3 separate regions of the Mus musculus genome follow, and all the other regions are linked to region 1. A link is a loop called in an ENCODE intact Hi-C map of the cell type or tissue named here. Cell type or tissue: left cerebral cortex. All regions are shown on one strand. Each heading gives the region's core, and the rest is flanking DNA. Links, peaks and the distances in the headings are about the cores only.

The links. A loop is a pair of places that touch in the nucleus more often than their neighbours do. Peaks named below come from ENCODE experiments on the same cell type or tissue, not always from the same donor. Only the 100,000 strongest peaks of a DNase experiment are listed, where the experiment ranks them.
Region 2: it touches region 1 in a loop (5-fold over the local background); 38 of 42 quality-filtered maps call a loop at or near these places.
Region 3: a loop joins it to region 1, with 7 times the contacts of the local background. A loop is called at or near these places in 36 of 42 quality-filtered maps.

The regions. Positions count from the first base shown.
Region 1 is chr4:42,874,193-42,879,955 of GRCm38, reverse strand. It overlaps Fam205c (family with sequence similarity 205, member C), which reads left to right and starts at 5,722. Exons shown (of 5, transcript NM_001356379.1): 1 at 5,722-5,763. It also overlaps a transcript of Phf24 not described here. In left cerebral cortex, for the core only: CTCF peaks have their summits at 2,853 (motif pointing left) and 5,098 (motif pointing left); a DNase peak (open chromatin) is centred at 2,850.
Region 2 is chr4:42,951,505-42,957,267 of GRCm38, reverse strand. It overlaps Dnajb5 (DnaJ heat shock protein family (Hsp40) member B5), which reads right to left. Exons shown (of 5, transcript NM_001355438.1): 3 at 3,883-4,127; 4 at 141-742. Among named protein-coding and RNA genes, the nearest start is that of Dnajb5, 4.5 kb to the right of the region's middle. In left cerebral cortex, for the core only: CTCF peaks have their summits at 1,872 and 2,753; DNase peaks (open chromatin) are centred at 3,270, 3,637, 4,265, 4,735 and 4 more places; H3K4me3 peaks cover 3,751 bases; H3K27ac peaks cover 3,280 bases.
Region 3 is chr4:42,963,054-42,968,816 of GRCm38, reverse strand. No RefSeq gene overlaps it. Among named protein-coding and RNA genes, the nearest start is that of 1700022I11Rik, 4.0 kb to the left of the region's middle. In left cerebral cortex, for the core only: CTCF peaks have their summits at 3,295 (motif pointing right) and 5,145 (motif pointing right); a DNase peak (open chromatin) is centred at 3,322; H3K27ac peaks cover 277 bases.

The DNA.
Region 1 (5,763 bases), core at 429-5,428:
ATCTACACTTTAGTTTTGAAACCAGACTCAAGCATTAGTCTTTTTTAAAAGTAGATTTTAGTGTTCTGGGGTCTTGGTACTACCCTGAATTTTAGAGTCAGACGATCAATCATGCAAGGGGCCTGCTGGGATTTTCCTTGAGAATTTCCCTGAGTCTCCTTTGAGGAACAGTGTTAGGTCTTGTGACCTATGAGGGATGTGTGTTTACTCTTTAAGCTCTTCCAGCAGGATTTTGTAGCTTTCAGTGTGAGTCTTTTACATTTTTTTCTTTTTGGTTAGATTTAACTCTATCTTAATTTTGGATACATGTAAGTGACATTGGCATTTCTTCCCCCTATTTCTGCTGAGAAGGATGGTGCATGCTTTTAATCCCATCGCTCAGGAGGCAAAGGGATGCGGATCTCTGTGATTTTGGGGCCGACCAGCCTGGTCTACAGAGTGAGTTTTAAGACAGCCAGGGCAACATAGAGCAACCATTTAAAAAAAAAATCAATTTCTGATTATTTTAAGTACACGGATATCCAGTTGATTTTTGCACAGTGATCTTGCATCTGTCAACTTTCTTCAGCTCATAACCTACTGGCTCTGGTAACTTAAAAACAAAACAAAACAAACAAACAAACAAACAAACAAAAGAAAACAAGAGTCCGTGCATTGTTTACTCATGCTATTTGCAAACTAGGGCAATTTTGTTTCTTCCCTTCAGACACTTCCCTTCTGTTTCTTTTCTGTCTGGTTGAACTAACTGGTCAGAATCTCTAGGGCAACACAGAAAAGCATTGTTGGAAAGCTAATATTAAGTCCACCATATGACCCCGCTATACCACCCCAGGAATACACACAAAGGACTCCAAGACCTATGACAGAGATGTTCCCATAGCCATTGCTGGAAATGGAACTGATTTCGACGTCCATCAACAGATAAATGGTTAAAGAAAATATGTTACATTTTCATCCATAAATAAAATGAAATTCCAATGAAATGGAAGTAGAACTCATGTTAAAAGAAATAAGCCACACTCAGAAAGATAAATGCTGTGCTTTCTGTCATATGTGGAATCTAGATTTAGATTTAGAAGTGATATTATTTCTTCTTTAATATTTTATAGGATCCAACAGTGAGCAAATATGTGTCTGAAATTTCCTTTGCAGCAGCAATATTTTGCAGTGAGATTTTAAGTTAAAAAAAAAAGTGATTTCTTTAGGAAGGTATCCGGATAGCTATGCAGGTTGTCTATTTCTGCTAAATCCTCTATTTGAAAAGTAAACAGTTCATCTCATAACTCATTTTTGTGCTGCTAGAACAGAATGCCAAACAGGGGAAATGATAAAGAATAGAAATGTATTCTCTCAGCTGTAAGCTGGGCGGTCCGAGCTGAAAACTCCAGACTCTAATGAAAACCTTCATGCTGTGTACTAGCACTGTGGGAACCAGGAGAGCAAAGGCAGTCGATGCTGTGTCCTCATTGGGCAAAGGAGTAGAAGAGCGAGGAAGAGCTTCCATGATTGCTTTGAGAGCAGCCTATCGTCCTAATACTGTTGCCTTGTCAATTAGTTTTCTGATATGCAAAATTTGAGGTATAATAATATCAAAGCCATAATAGTCCATTTCATCTAAACTGTCGGTTTGTAGACACTAAAATGTTCATATTACAAATACATCATCCCTTTGGTATTGGTATGTTGTACCTCTCTCTTCCCGCCTGTTTTCCTATAACGTTTTCTTTCTTTCTTTTCTTTCTTTTTTTTTTTTTTTTTTGGTTTTTCAAGACAGGGTTTCTCTGTGTAGCCCTGGCTGTCCTGGAACTCACTCTGTAGACCAGGCTGGCCTCGAACTCAGACATCCACCTGCCTCTGCCTCCCAAGTGCTGGGATCAAAGGCGTGCGCCACCACGCCCGGCTTCCTATAACGTTTTCCACTGTGAAGGATTCTGACCTTGATGAGGGTCCCATGTCCTAGCTGTGATCTTTGGCCCTGTGTGAATCCTATTGAAGTTTCTTAACCAAGTTTCTTGGGTTTCCTAGGATGTCCACAAACAAGTCCATGCCCCTGACAGTAAACCACAGATTGAGTGTGGAGATAAGGCCATAATTGGGTGTGGTGGTGCATATCTCTAATCCCAGCACCAGGGAGGCAGAAGCAGGCGGATCTCTAGTTTGAGGCCAGGTTGGTCTGTATTGTGAGCTCCAGAAAAGCCAGGGCTTGTCTCAAAACAAACAAAGATAAGGACATAATTTAATTTCCTCCTTTTGGAGATCAGTTGATGTTAGATATGTATAAATAACTTAGTACCCTATTGTCTTAGTTAGGGTTTTCACTGCTGTGCACAGACACCATGACCGAAAACTCTTCTTATAAAGACAACATTAAATTGGGGCTGGTTTACAGGTTCAGAGGTTCAGTCCATTATCATCAAGGCGGGAGCATGGCAGCATCCAGGCAGGCATGGTGCAGGAGGAGCTGAGAATTCTACATCTTCATCTGAAGGCTGCTAGTAGAACACTGACTTCCATGCTGCTAGGATGAGGGTCTTAAAGCCCACACCCACAGTGACACACCTATTCCAACAGGGCGACACCTTTTAATAGTGCCACTCCCTGGGCTGAGCATCACATAAGATTTTAATTTTACTAATGCATAAGATTTTAATTTTACTATTTACTTAAATGATAAGTTGCTGGATCCTGTCCCTAGAGATTCTAATTTATTGAGTCTGATCTAAGTCCCGAATAAAAACAGTTTTACAGCCTTCCCAAGATTTGACATGAGGGTTGGGAGCCATTGCAGTAGATGACCTTGGAAAGGTTCTTCAGTGCGGCTCAGCCCAGGAGGAGGAATATTAGGTGGGCTTTTGCTGCCCTCTAGAGTCCAGTGGAGGTTCTTTCATTTTTAAGGAGCCTAATGACTTCAGTGTGTACTGGACTGTGCACAATGCATTAACCAGAAGGCTTGTGTGTGAAAGTGGTCATGTACCTCTGTCCCCAAAGCCTTAGAACATCTCAAGTGTCACTCATGTTTTATGAATGTGAGATGTAGCAGAATCCTTCCAAAGGCCTTTGTGGAGAGACAACACTGGCATCTGTGGAGTGTCTGCCCAGATTTTTCTTTACAAGGCTATGTGACCCCCAGCACCTATGAACTGACAGCCATGATGATACACACACACACACACACACACACACACACACACACACACAGGACTAAAAGTGGCCTCGCTGTGTCCACTGCATGAACACTTCTTCAGGAACTCTGTATCCCCTGTGCTCTCCACACAGACATCTTCTGCCAACGGGTAGCAAACCAGCACAGAAGCCCACAGCACAGGGCAGTCTGCAAACATTCTGCCCTAGCACACGGCTCTAACTCCTCAGCCCCGAGACAGACAGAGGAGCAGCTCCTGAGAAGCCAGTACAGAGGAGCGTGCAGCAGAAAGTCCTGGTGGTGTGGTGAGGACCCAGCGGCTGCAGGTCTCTGTGTAGGAAATGGTGCACCAGCAGGAGCGGGTGCAAGGCTTGCAGAGTTTGTTGATTTCTGCCTGGGTAGAAGTCAGAAAAACAAGGCCATAGAAGCCTAGAGGGCAACAGAAGCCACTGGAAGCCAGAGCCTGTCGACGGAAAGCGATAACACACCATGGGATGCGCTGGCAGAACACGTCTGCACTCCTGGCATTTAGAAGCAGGGCGCGGAAGTCCATGAGTTCATGGCTGGCTTGGGTGACACGTTGAGACCCTGTCTCAAATAAAAAGTTATAGAGACTAACTACATGAAGGTCTGTGATCAGAAGATTGTGGGTTTCTAAATGTATTCACATATGCATTAGTCTACCCTGAAGTTTACTTAGGTTTCGTGGGTACCTTATAGATGTAGATTCAGGGTTGTATAATGTGCCTGTGTTTTGACTATGACCTGTCTCGTAAGATTAGATATGTAATCTTCCATGTGTGGTATCATGCTAGAATTTTTTTTTTTAAATTCAGATTTTGGAATACTTTGAGTTTCGGATTGAGGTTTGTCAACAGTAAAAGAAACCTGCTACTTTGTAGGCATGTGGGCCTGCTGCTAAAGCGCTGACTTGCACTGATTATCTGAGTTGCTTTTGTCTCACTGGGATCAAAATATCTGATGAATAGGAGGGTGGGATTTGTCTTGGCTTACTTACAGTTTTAGTTTCTAGAGTGGGGGAGCATGGCAGAGTGGATCAGTCTGTGGCAATGGGAACACGAGGCAGTGGCTGTTCCCATGGTGGTGGGCCAGGAGGTAGAGAAAGAGCCTAACCAGACCTATAACCTGCAAAGGCCTGCACTGGTGAACCCCTCCCGAGGTCTCCAGAGGCAAAAGTGTGAGACCGTGAGGATATTCCAGACTCAAACCTAACGCTGCTTTTCACTTGACGCTTGCTAGTGAGTGAGTACACTCATTCCTGCACGTTAATATTTGCAAATTCATAAAAGATGTGGAAATGGCTTGAGTCCATCACATGTTCAAGTGTGACTTTTCCGAAATTTTCCTTAATCTAAAAATTGGTAAGAGATGTTTGAGAAAAACATTCATTAATTCATCTATCAAATAATTTCCATAATATTCTTCCTTGTAAGTAGTAAAAAAGATAAAAAGTCCTCATGACCAAAATTTTAAAAATACTTTTCCTTTTGCTGATATACTTAGCATAAAATAAACTCACCATTTTAATAACTTTTCTTGGTATTCATGCATTCATTATGTTATTTTGGTGCTTGGGGTCAAGTTAAAGCCTTACATCCGCTGGCAAAGGTTCTCCTACTGAGTTCCATGGCTGCCCCTTAATTGTTTGTAAGTGCGAAGTTCAGAAGCATAAAGGACACTCAGTATGGCCGTCACCACTGTACATTTCCAGAACAGAAAGTATCCCTGTTAAAACACCATTTCATACTTTCTCTGTCTCAGGAAAGGATGGCTCTTGCTTCAATACTGGGTATCAGTCATTGCCTGACACATTAAAATTACGCTTTTAAGATTTAGCAATGTGGGCTGGTGAGACGGCTCAGCAGGTAAGAGCAGTCAGTGCTCTTCCAAAGGTTCTGAGTTCGAATCCCAGCAACCACATGGTGGCTCACAACCACCCATAATGAGATCTGACGCCCTCTTCTGGTGTGTCTGAAGACAGCCACAGTGTACTTATGTATAATAATAAATAAATCTTTAGGCCGGAGTGAGGAGGGACTGAATGAGCAGAGTTGACCAGAGGTCCTAAAAATTCATTTCCTAACAACCACATGAAGGCTCATAACCATCTGTACAGCTACAGTGTACTCACATACATAAGAATAAATAAATAAATCTTTTTAAAAAAGATTTAACAGTGTAATGCCTAACCCTGTTCTATGATTTTGATCTATCTCCCCAGTACAGATGATTTAGTTTATGGTATTGCTCTTAGCCCCCATCTTGGCAGTTGCCAGATTGGAATGAACAGGGAACAGAGCTATTGCAGGAAGCCCTATGCCCAGGGAGTAGGAAAGCACAAAGGGAAGATGCCATCGACGACGGCAGCAGCTTTCATCACAGGCGCTGCAGCCCCTGGAGACAACCACACACCCTCATCTGGACACCGAATCACCACTTGAGTTTATCCAAGATAGGGAAAGGTTTGTAATTCTGCGCCTGATTTGTGGAACAAGGGCTCTTTGTGATGTAGTTTGGTGGCCTGGTTATATCTTCTGTGAGGCAGAGAGCCAAACTCTAGAACTCAGGGGCATTGCATTCTAACACCCTGGAAGCCCAGG
Region 2 (5,763 bases), core at 342-5,341, 77 kb before region 1:
GGAGGAAGATGATGTACACGGGAAAAGACCATGGCAGGCAGGCAGGAAATGATTCCTATCACCCTCTAACAGACAGAAAGACAGACACACAAGCACATACATACACACGTGCGAACACACACACACACACACACACACACCTCCTTGAGGCTGATGAGGGCACTGTAGAGCACGTTGGTGCCATCTCGGCGGAAGTGTGCATGAGGCTTGTCTTTGAGCACGAAGACAATGTCGGCTGGGATGTTGTCAGGTGTGGCGTCGCCCTCTTTGGGGAAGGTAATCTTGGTACCTTCTTTCCAGCCTCGTTTGATGACAATGTGCAGGATTTTGTCCTCGGTGCGCACAGTTCGCCCGTCAGGGTTAAGGCGCCGCCTTGTGATCTTCATCCGCTTGGTGGAGCCATGGTAGATCTCCTCCAGGGACACCCGCAGCTCGTGCACCACAGGGGGGTCCTGTACCTTGCGCCGGGGGTACAGTGGCTCTGGGGCTCGCCTTGGACCCCTACTCAGCCCATTGAAGCCAAAGCGGCCAAAGGCACCAAATGGGTCCTCATCTTCATCCACATCCATGTCATCAGGGTCAAAGCCACTGAAGGGCCGAGTGGAGCGGCTGCTGGCAAAGAAGATATCGAAGGGGTTGGAGCCACCAAAGAAGGAAGCAAAGGTGGCATGAGGGTCCCCATGAAAGGTGTAGTGAAAGGAGCCACCGGAACCACCTGAGGAACCACCGCCGGTCTTGAGGCCTAAAGGGGACGAGAAGTTAGGGGCAGTGTGGTCCATCCTCGCCCCACCCCAGTCCCTTCCCTCTGCCACTAAATGCTGGCTCCTGGGCTGAGGGAAGCAAGCAGTCTCTAACCCCCAGAGAGGACCACGCTGACAGAATAAGAAAGGCTTTGGACGAGGTTAATTTCTACTCAATTGGATATCTATTTAGGAATGTGTACATGGCATGGTGTTGCATGTCTGTAATCTCAGTACTCTATAAAGTCTGAGTAGGAGGATTGAGAGTTTTAGGCTAGTCTGGGCTGTATACTGAGACCTCGTCTCAAAAAGCAAACCAAGACAAGCTGCATCCTGAGAGTCCCGTCAAGCTGAGTTAACCCATACATGGGAAAGTCAGGACTGGGAGACTTAGAAGACATGACTTAAGTTATATAACTATTCCCACTCACAGTCCAAAGACGCCTCATAAAGGTTGGTTTGTTGGCCACACCTGACTCCCATATCTCTACGAGACAGCCAGGGTTTGGCCACAGAGGAGGCGAATCAGTGAGTTGTCCTGAATTTAGTGTGGATACAGTTTAGGAGGAAGCCCTAATTCCACTCTGCTTCCTCTCTCCCTACAGTTTGCTCAAACTGGAAATCAAGAGTTCTCAAAAATCAAGAAAACTCATTGACATGAAAATGAGGAGCTGAGCCAGGCATGGTGGCACACGCCTTTAATCCCAGCACTTGGGAGGCAGAGGCAGGCGGATTTCTGAGTTCAAGGCCAGCCTGGTCTACAGAGTGAGTTCCAGGACAGCCAGGGCTACACAGAGAAACCCTGTCTCGAAAAATAAAAACAAACAAAAACCAAAATAAAACAAAAAAAAAACCCAAACAAAAAAAGAAAATGAGGAGCTATTTTCTCTAGAAAAAAAATACCAGTCACTTTATTTGCATATTGTGATCTAGTATTGTACAGCTTCAGGGACTGTCATTCCCATATTGTACAGACACAGACTATAATGGACCAGTGCCCTAGAGTAACACCATACCAGCCCTGTATCCCACATTGACTTGTGGAGCAACCACCACAAGTCAATGGCACCAAGCAAGGGATAACCCAGCTGCTCCCTCTTGTCAGAGGGACTTGGATTTCTGGATGGCGCTTTGATGGTGGACGCTTGGTGGAGCTGTAGGAAGGATGTGGATTAACACAGACTGATCTGGGACCTGTAGATTCAGGGGTGGGGTCCAGGCTAGAGGAAGGGCCTCTCTCACTGAGGCTTGTTTATTTAGTGCTGGGGGTGGGACTTAGGGCTGTGCGCTGCTCTAGACAAGTGCTCTAGCACTAGGCTACATTCTCAGCTTTTTGTGAGGCCTTTTATCTAAAATTTCAATTTGTCTTGGTAACCTGGGCTTAAATGATGTTTTGTTTTGTTTTGTTTTGTTTTGTTTCATGGGGCCACAAGGACAGATTTGGGTTTCATTAGAGAGGCCATGTAAGTAGCAGGCACTCCGGGGCTCGTGGCAGCTGCCTCTTAACCCCTTTCTTAAGACTTGGGGGAGAGGGTCTGCTCTTTCTCCCTGTTGAAGGGCAGCTGTGAAGCAAGTATAAGAAGCTAGGCAGAGCTTGGTGAGAGAGCAGGAGGCTGGCTAGATGACAACAGGGGGGTGATTCTCACTGTGGGGAGTCCTACTCCACCACCCACCCCACTTCAAGCAGGGAACAACTTGTCCCAAGCCAAGCCAGTGCTGCACACAAACTCTGGTACAATGATTCTGGCTGGCTGTTGAGGAAGAGGCAGGGTGGACGGCAATATAACTGACTTCTCAAGGCTACTTCTCCTTCCTTCAGTCTCAGAGGTTTTCCCTGGGTCACAGTGCACTTGATCTACCCCAGAACTCAGTGTCTAGGCTTAGGGTCCGAGTCTGAGTGTTGCCTTCACTTGGGCTTTGTCCCGATTGAGGTGGGGGAGGAAGTTTCTGGGTAGCTTCTCCCATCTTCCTATCAAAGGTTGGGCTAAGGGCAGGAGCGAATGCAGTTCTGAGACTGGCCACACGGGGGTGTGGTGCCCGCACTGCTTCCTTCTTTCCCACTCCCAATACTTCCCATCCTCCCAACTTAGCTGGGAGGATGCTGGGGATTTGAGCAGGTGCCTGGTCTCTCTGAGAATTGACAAGTCTGGGAATAATCAGGGAAAAATGGGATGAGCTCGCAGCATGGAGACTAAAGCGGGGGTGGGGGTGCGGGGGGGTCGGCGGGGGGGTCGGGAAGATGGGGCACAGGGAGGAGAGAGGCAGAGATGAGCAGGACACAACATGAAGAGGTGACACAAAGAACATTCTCTTGAGCCCCTGCACTTAATCAGGAATAGTACATGTCATTTAGCCTGGTTCATTCTGAGGGTAGACTGGGGAAAGCGAAGGGGACAATGAAAGAGCGGAGGATGTCGTTAGGAGGAAGGACAGTTCTTCCCAGTAAGGAGAGTCCTCAGCTGTGACAATGTCTCTTAATATAGCCTGACAGGTGCCCATGGCTGGCGGGTGGCAGGCGCCCCGAGGGGCAGGCCCAGAATTAGCAGCTGCATCATGCCTGTGGGATGTGCTGGGAGGAGCCACCCTCCCAGGGACTTTATTTGGGCCTTTCCTGCTGCCCTCCCTGTGCAGGGCCACCAGCTGCCCTAGGGAGAGGGTAAGATGCCAGCAACATCTCCCCTTCCACTCCTGGACCCCTGCCACTTCCTCTGCCATCCTAAGGGGGGTTGGGGGGGGTGGCAATAACCGGTTCCACTCAGAACTCTAGGAGTTAATTCGCTGGCTGGCTAGTCAGGGGCCAGACTTTTTATGCTGATGAATGTAAATGCCGTCCTCAGAGAGTCACAGGCTCTCTCTCTCTCCCCAACCTTTCTGATCAGCCAATGAAGCAGCGGGCACTTCAGGCAGGACTAATAAGGCTGGGAAGGGAAGAAGGTGGGGGGAGGGGGAGGCCTCTGGCACAGTGTCCAGGCCTCTCTAGGGCCAGAAGGGGATGAGGGAGGGAGAAGAGTGTGGTGGGGAGGAGAGTGAGTCGGGGCCAGGTAAGTGAGGGAACTTGCCTCCCTCAACGCTGCTGCTGCTCCGAGAACCAGGGCTCACCCAGGGCTCCAGACAAACGGGGTCTGGTGCTCTGTCTCCTTACCTTCCTCACCATACTGGTCGTACAGGCTCCGCTTCTTAGGGTCACTCAGCACATCGTAGGCCTCAGCAATCTCCTTAAACTTCTCCTCGGCGTTGGGCTCTTTGTTCTTGTCTGGGTGGTACTTCAAGGCCATCTTCCGATAGGCCTTCTTGATCTCATCCTCATTGGCCCCAGACGGGATCCCAAGAATCTTGTAATAATCTTTTCCCATCACAGCCACTGGACCGGTGCTGGGCTCCTTGTTCCTGAAAGAGCCCAGGGCCAGTCTTTGATGCCCTACTCTCTACAGCCCAGGCCCACTCCTGATGATCCTGCAGTCCTTAAATGACTCCCTGTGTGACCTTCAGCAGGTCATGCCTATTCTCTGGGCCTCTGTCTCCCCATCTGTAAAATGAAAGTTTTGGGCTAGATGATGTCTTCCCGTTCTGACATGAACCATTCCATGATTCCGTCTCAGCTTCTGGCTGAAGATTGTGGCCTACTTCTTGGGGCTAGGCAGAGGCCCAGGCCCTTGGGGCCAGCCTGAGGACCCCCGAGAGGCCCTTCTGAGCGAAATGGCACTGTGGACTGACAGACACACACAGAAGCTGGCGAAGGTCAGTGCACTGAGTGAGGTCACCTGAGCTTCACAGTCTCTCCTACGCCACACCTCAGGCATGATGCCCGGGCTGAGGACAGCTGGGTCAGGAGCCTAGGATGGGGAACAGGCTCCAGTCTCCAGCCAGCTGAATTGGGGTATGGGAGTTTGGAGTCTTTTCTGCCACCGGGGACCCCAGATCTCTCTGTCCTTGTCCCCCAGACTATGCTAAGCCTCACATGTGACTCAGATCACAGAGTGACTCACACCTTTGGAAACTGCTGTTTCTAACACCCTCGTTAGCAGGGGGACACTCTCTCCCCCAGCCAGGGTAACATTGCCTTTACTCATTTCCCAGTATTTACACACTGAAGTGTGACTGCTTGTCTGCGCTGCCTAAGCACCAAAGGCAGTGAACAAAACCATCAGAGAAACGGCCTTCTTAAAGCCTAGGTGCCAGGAGACCATGGACACTAACCTCCATGTCTTAAATCCCTTTGCTGCAAGCCCCTCCTCTACCTACCCTTACATTTTAGGATCTGACTCCATGCTAGGCTAATACTCCTAAGTGGGGCCCAAGGACATCAAGCCAGGGTTCCTACTCTTAACCTGCTTCCATCAGTGGACCTGAGGAGGATATGAAGGGAGGGGATATGAAGGAGTGGCCACGTGCCATCCTTTAGCCTTTTTGAGGTGTAGCCAACCCTTGTAAAACAGGGAGAACCAGAGTCTTTCTAACAATGTCCTGGCAGCCAGAGCTGAGGCCTGCCTTTCTGCCCCTGACTACCTCACAGTAGTAAAGTGTACAAGGCGTCCTGGCAGGAGTGAGGGCTGTGACAGTTAAGGGGGCCCCAGATAGGCAGGGAGAGTGACCTTAGCTCCTGCCTGCTGCAGGTGGCTAGGTTGACTCATGGTACTGAAAGCCACCTCACTCTGACAAAGAGAAGGCACTATAAAGGCGGGTACTCCCCCATCTCCCCACACCAGCATGTCACGCCTGTGGGGGAGCCTAGAGTTGGGGGAGGCAGAGAAGAAAGATCATCTGGAGGAGGGCAGCCATTTTCGGAAACGGCATTAAAAGCAGTCTGAGAGGGAGATGGGTGGTCTGCCATCTTTGCCTCAGCCCACACTTTCTCTCCCCCAGGACAGGAAGAAACCTAGAACAGCAGCAACAGGGTGCCCAGGGAACTCCAGCGGCTTCCAGGCAGAGGGCAGTGACCCAGCTTACCAGCCCACCCACCGTTTGTAGTCCTTCAATATCTCTTCCCCACCACAGCCAGCTTCCTCTCCGGCACCCACCTGCT
Region 3 (5,763 bases), core at 342-5,341, 89 kb before region 1:
TTCATCATTGAGGGAAGTCAGGGTAGAAACCCAAGGCAGAACCCGGACTCAGGAGATGACGCAGAAGCAATGGAGGAGTGCTACTTACTGGCTTGCTTCTTATGGTTTGCTTGGCCTGATTTCTTTTGTTTGTTTGTTTTTTGTTTGTTTTTCAAGACGGGGTTTCTCTGTATAGCCCTGGCTGTCCTGGAACTCACTTTGTAGACCAGGCTATCCTGGAACTCAGAAATCCGCCTGCCTCTGCCTCCCAAGTGCTGGGATTAAAGGCGTGCACCACCACGCCCGGCTAGGCCTGATTTCTTACAGCACTTGGGACCATCAGCCCAGGGGCAGCACCACCCACAATGGCCTGGGCCCTCTGACATCAATCATCAGTTAAGAAAATGCACAGGCCAATCTTGTGGGGTCATTTTCCTAACTGCGGTTCCTCTTCTTGGATGACTCTGGCTCGTGCCTGCGTTACATAAAACTATCCAGCACAGCTTGGATTGCCTTGCTCCCTATATTTTCCAATTCCATCCACTTTCTAGAATTTTTTAAAATTTTATTTGTATGTGCATGCATATTTGTGTGCATAAGTGCACAGCTGTTTGCTTGTTTTTTTATGAACAAGTAAAATTCTATTGTGTGTATGTGTCATAGTCACGGTTTCTATTACTGCAATGAAATGCCATGACCAAAAAGCAAGTTGGGTAGGAAAGGGTTTACATGGCTTACACTTCCAGATCACAATCCATCATTGGAGGAAGTCAGGACGGGAGCTCAAGCAGGGCTGGGACGGGGGGGGACGGGGGGACGGGGTGGAAACACAGGAGCTGATGCAGAGGCCATGGAGGCTGCTGCTTATGGCTTGCTTTACATGACTCGCTCAACCTGCTTCCTTAGAGAGCCCAGAATTACCAGCACAGGGATGGCGCCAGTCATCATGGGATGGGCCCTCCTGCACTAATCACTAATTGAGAAAATGCCTTACAGCTGGATCTCATGGAGGCACTTTCTCAACGGAGGATCCTTCCTCTCTGATGACTCTAGCTTGTGTCAACTTGACACACAAAACCAGCCAGTACTGTATGTACAACATTTTCATTATTCATTTTTCTGCTGGTGAATATATAGGATGATTTTATGGCCTTGCTACTGTGAATAGAGCAACAAAAGCTGTGGATGTGCAAATATCTCTGGAAAAGGGGATAGAGCTATTTGTGATTATGCCCAAGGGTAGTATTGCTGAGTTATATGGTAGTTCTATTTTTAATTTTAGGGTTTTTTGCTTGTTTGTGCTTTTTTGGGAAATTCCCTCCCCTCTAGTGCATAAGTGTGAGAACATAGACTTCTGCCCTCCTCCCTATTTCTCCCCTCACCCGCCACATTCAATTTATATTGGCAGGGTCTCCCTTTGTAGCTATTCTGGAACTTAATATATATTCCGGGTTGGTCTCAAACTCATGGCAATTCTCCTGCGTCAGTCTCTTGAGTGATGGGATTATTGGACTGAAACATCATTCCTAGCTTTTTATCTTTTAGACTTTTTAAATGCAGGGTCTCATTGTGTAGTTCATAGAAGTTGTTGTGTAAATCAGGCTGACCTGGAATCTGTAGAGATTGTCCTGCTCCTGCCTCTCAGAGCTGAAGTAAGGTGTGTGTGTGTGTGTGTGTGTGTGTGTGTGTGTGTGTGTGTGTGTGTTCTGTGGGTTGCCCTCACACTGTTGAGCTAACATAGCCCTCCTTTTTCAGCCTCTTGGGTAGCTGGGACTATAGACTCAGAGGAGAGTAAGTGCATAGAAGTTCAACATCTTCAAACTTTGAGTTGCAGAGAAAAACCACAAATGTATTAATTAAATGTAGAAAACCACATTATTCCTACATAGTGTCTGTAAACAGAAGAGAATGAGACTTGATTCCAAACCTTTCTTTCATTTCTTTTTGTTTATGTTTTTACCCATAAAGTTTAATTATTGTTCAGAAAAAAAATGATGGGTATTTTTTTCTGAAAAACTGTATTGGTTTTGTATGAATTGAGGATATTTGAGAGTGATAAGCCCACTGGTAAGTTGTCACCCTACTTTCTATTCTGAAAATGACAGCTTCATTTTAGTCTGATTGTAAAGATACACGTGTACCCCATGGAAGACAATAAATACAAATTAAAAAACTATTCATCTAAGGGCATGCAAAGGGTGTTACGAGGAAAAAGATCTCAGAAATGCCCAAAGTGGCAACAATGAGTGATTGACAGGAATCTGAAGGTCTTCTTAGTCACCTTTGTCTTTGGCTGCATGGGTAAGGATGTGTGTGAACTCAGTGTAGTTGGACGCCCCCTGTGTCAGTGTGCGCTTCATGTACCACTGGTCAGTTAGCTTGTCTAACTGCTCACGTTGGTCTTCAGCTCAGGCAATCCTTCTGAATGGCCAGTTGTTGCTGCTTCTCCTCCTTCATTTTCTTCCTCATCCTTTACATTTATGTGTATGCTGATTTGCCTGCATGTGTGCTTGTGTGCACGTGCCTGCATGTGTGCTTGTGTGCACGTGCCTGTATGTGTCCAAGGAGGTCAGAGAGGGTCTTGGGTTCCCTGGAACTGGACTTACAGATGTGTGCGTAGGAATTGATCTTGGGCCCCCTGGAAGTAATGGCCATGACTCTTAACTGTGGAGCCATCTCTCTGGCTCCCCCAATCACTTAAGCAAGCTAAAGCATTTCTGATGTCATTCTCAGGATCCGTGTGTGCCATTTAACCTTTCAGCAAACGCGTTGAGTAAATGCAGAGAGCGCTAGGGCCATGACTTTACCCACCACAGCATCCGGATGTTCATCAGCTGGGTTTGCCTCCACACTGAGGCCAGCATGGCATGTCATCTTCTCTGTCAATGAGTCTGTGTGTTGGCCTTTGTCAGCCCCTGGGTCTGTAACTGTTCACATAGGGCACACACTGGATGTTGCCTGCTGAGGGGCTTCTTGCCCCTTTTGATTGACATGGTGGTTTCATCCCAGCACAGCTATGAGAGTCAGCTTACCCTGGTGAAACCCTTGCTGTCGTGATTCTTCTTTCATGTCCTGTCCTTGAGCTTGAGTATGTAGGGAAGAATACACAGCGAATGGGCATTATTGATCTGCCCGCTCAGCTCCGAGTTCTCAAGGGTTAACCTAATTCCCTCTTCTCGGGGTTCACAGTCTGTAAGAATGTTCATTGCTAGAGCTTATTTCTGTCAGCACAACACATCTCAGTGAGGAAGCTAAAAGCAGAAGCCAGTAACCAGAGTACCAGCTTCCTGGCTGAAAATGAAAGAACTGTAGAGCCGGAGAATGTCCACCAGGTGGCAGTGTGACATGCAATAGAACCAACATACTAAGATCGGCTTTCTGAATCTTGACTTTGGACAAATTTAACTTCCCCGAGGCTGAGATTCCTCCTTGAGATACTCTTGGCCTGTATCCTTCACAGTATGCTTATAAAGAGCATATGGGATAACGGACAAGAAAATACTTTGAAATATACAATGTTATTGTATAACTGAGTCATTAGCTGTCATTGGCCAGGCCAGTTCCCCACCCCCCACCCCCATGCTTACCACACAAGACCGTTTCAGTCAGCTTCTGCACTTCTTTTGCTTGCTCCATCTCCATCACATGTGACCGAGCCTTGGAGTGAGCTTACCAGAAAACAGCTCATGAGATTCAGGACTGGCTTGCTCCTGGGGTGGGTGGGGATGGAGGTTGGTGTTCCGTAATCTCTTCTGTACCCTTCTTAGCGTGTCCCATGCCAGTGTAGAGCCCCAGCGCAGGCGGGATTGAGATGAGTGGTGAAGGCCAATGTCTCAGAATTTGTGAAAAAAAAAATTCTGGCAGGAAGAATAAAAGAATATTGTGGATCAGAGACGGGAGAATGTGACTGACTTCTCACTAGTGAGGTCTTCCTGTCCCCATGCTGCCCCTGTCTGCAGCAGGTACTTCTGTTGTTTTGCAGCCAGTCATGGGGGAGGGGGGCGGAATTCTTGGTGAAGGCAGCTTGTAGCAGTTACCTGCTGGGAGGATCTGATGAAGCAAGGGTGGAGGCTGACCCATCCTTTAGGAGGTTAGGAAAGATGCTGCCCCTGCAGTGTCCCCAGGCTAACACAGCTCTGTACCTGCAGTGTCCCCAGGCTCTCACAGTTCTGTCCCTGCAGTGTCCCCAGGCTCCCAAGGCTCTGATTCTGCCATGTCCCCAGGTTCCTACAGGTCTGTTTCTGCAGTGTGCCCAGGCTCTCACAGCTCCACCACCTGAGCCTTCTGACTTCTTTGCCTTCCATCCTTCTTGCAGACACTCTCAAAAACCAATTGACAGTTTCTTTGTGTGATCCTGTTCAACAGCATCCTATTTATGAACTTGTCAGATACACACAATAGAAACCACATAGATGAACAAGCCACAGAGGTCTGGGGATCCTCCAGAGACCCCCCCCCCTTCCCATGCCACATTCTACCTCCGCCTTCACCTTCTTGTTCATTGGCTTCTCTGCTCATCTCTCACTTAGTGTAAGAGTAGTAGTCTCTACCTCTGTCACAAAGGCCACTTTGCCCTTGTCCATGTACTGTCACTAATCTCTTTACGCATCTACCTTTGAAATGAACATTATTTAATCGCATCTATTTATTTACTTCAGTATACGTGGAGGTAGGAGAACAATTTGCAGGAATTGATCCTCCTTCTACCATGAGAATCCCAGGCGTTGAACTCAGGTTGTCAGTCTTGGCAGCCAGGACCTTTACCCACTGAGCCATCTGGCTTGCCCAGAGATCTGATGGGTCCTTGCTCTTTTGTTAGCCCTTGATTCCCTTCAGCTATGCCAACAGGGTCTCTGCTACTAGGCACTCTTCTTTGAAACTTGTATTTTCTCGCTGTCAACTCTGCTGCCTGTTTGATATGTACCACAGCTACAGTTCTCTGGGTAGCTTGGAACTAAGTTTAGAAACACGCGTGCTAAGCAGTTATTTTCCAGCAAGCCCCTTCAGTGGCATCCTTATCCCAGGCTCATTCCTGTCAAGTGAATTTTGTTTTCCCAAGTAGGCTCTGTGATGGCTGGGATATTGCCCTCAGGGCATCTTTCTCTCTTTTTTTTAAAGATTTAATATGTGTACAGCACTCTGCCTGTAGTACACCTGCATGCCAGAAGAGGGCATCAGATCCCATTACAGATGGTTATAAGCCACCATGTGGTTGCTGGGAATTGAACTCAGGACTTCTGGAAGAGCAGACAATGCTCTTAACCTCTGAGCCATCTCTCCAACCCAGCACCTTTCTCATTATCTATACAGAGCTTAAGGTCTCTCTTCTTTTAAATTTATCCATTTTAATTTTGTATTTTCCCACCTTTATATGTGTGTTGTATATGTATGCATGTTTGCCCATGTGTGGGTTCATGTGTATGTGTATGTGCATATATGTATGTCCTTTTGAGACATAAAATATTTTTTAGAATGTGCATCCATTAGCTCATATTTATAAACACTGATTTATACAGGAACCTTTTTTTCTAATCTTTTTTAACATTTAATTTTATGTGTATGGGTGTTTTGCCTGCATGTATGTCTGTGTACCACATGTGTACAGTGCCCAAGAGAGCTGAAGAGGGCATTGGTTCTCCTGAGACTGGAGTTAGAGACCTTCTGAGCAGTCACGTGGGGTAAGATAAATTATCTACACTTTTATCTTTATCTGTATAGTGAGTTTTACTAGCTCTCTTTATTTCTTTGTGTAGAGTTGTAGTTTCCTTTATATCAGCCTGAAGG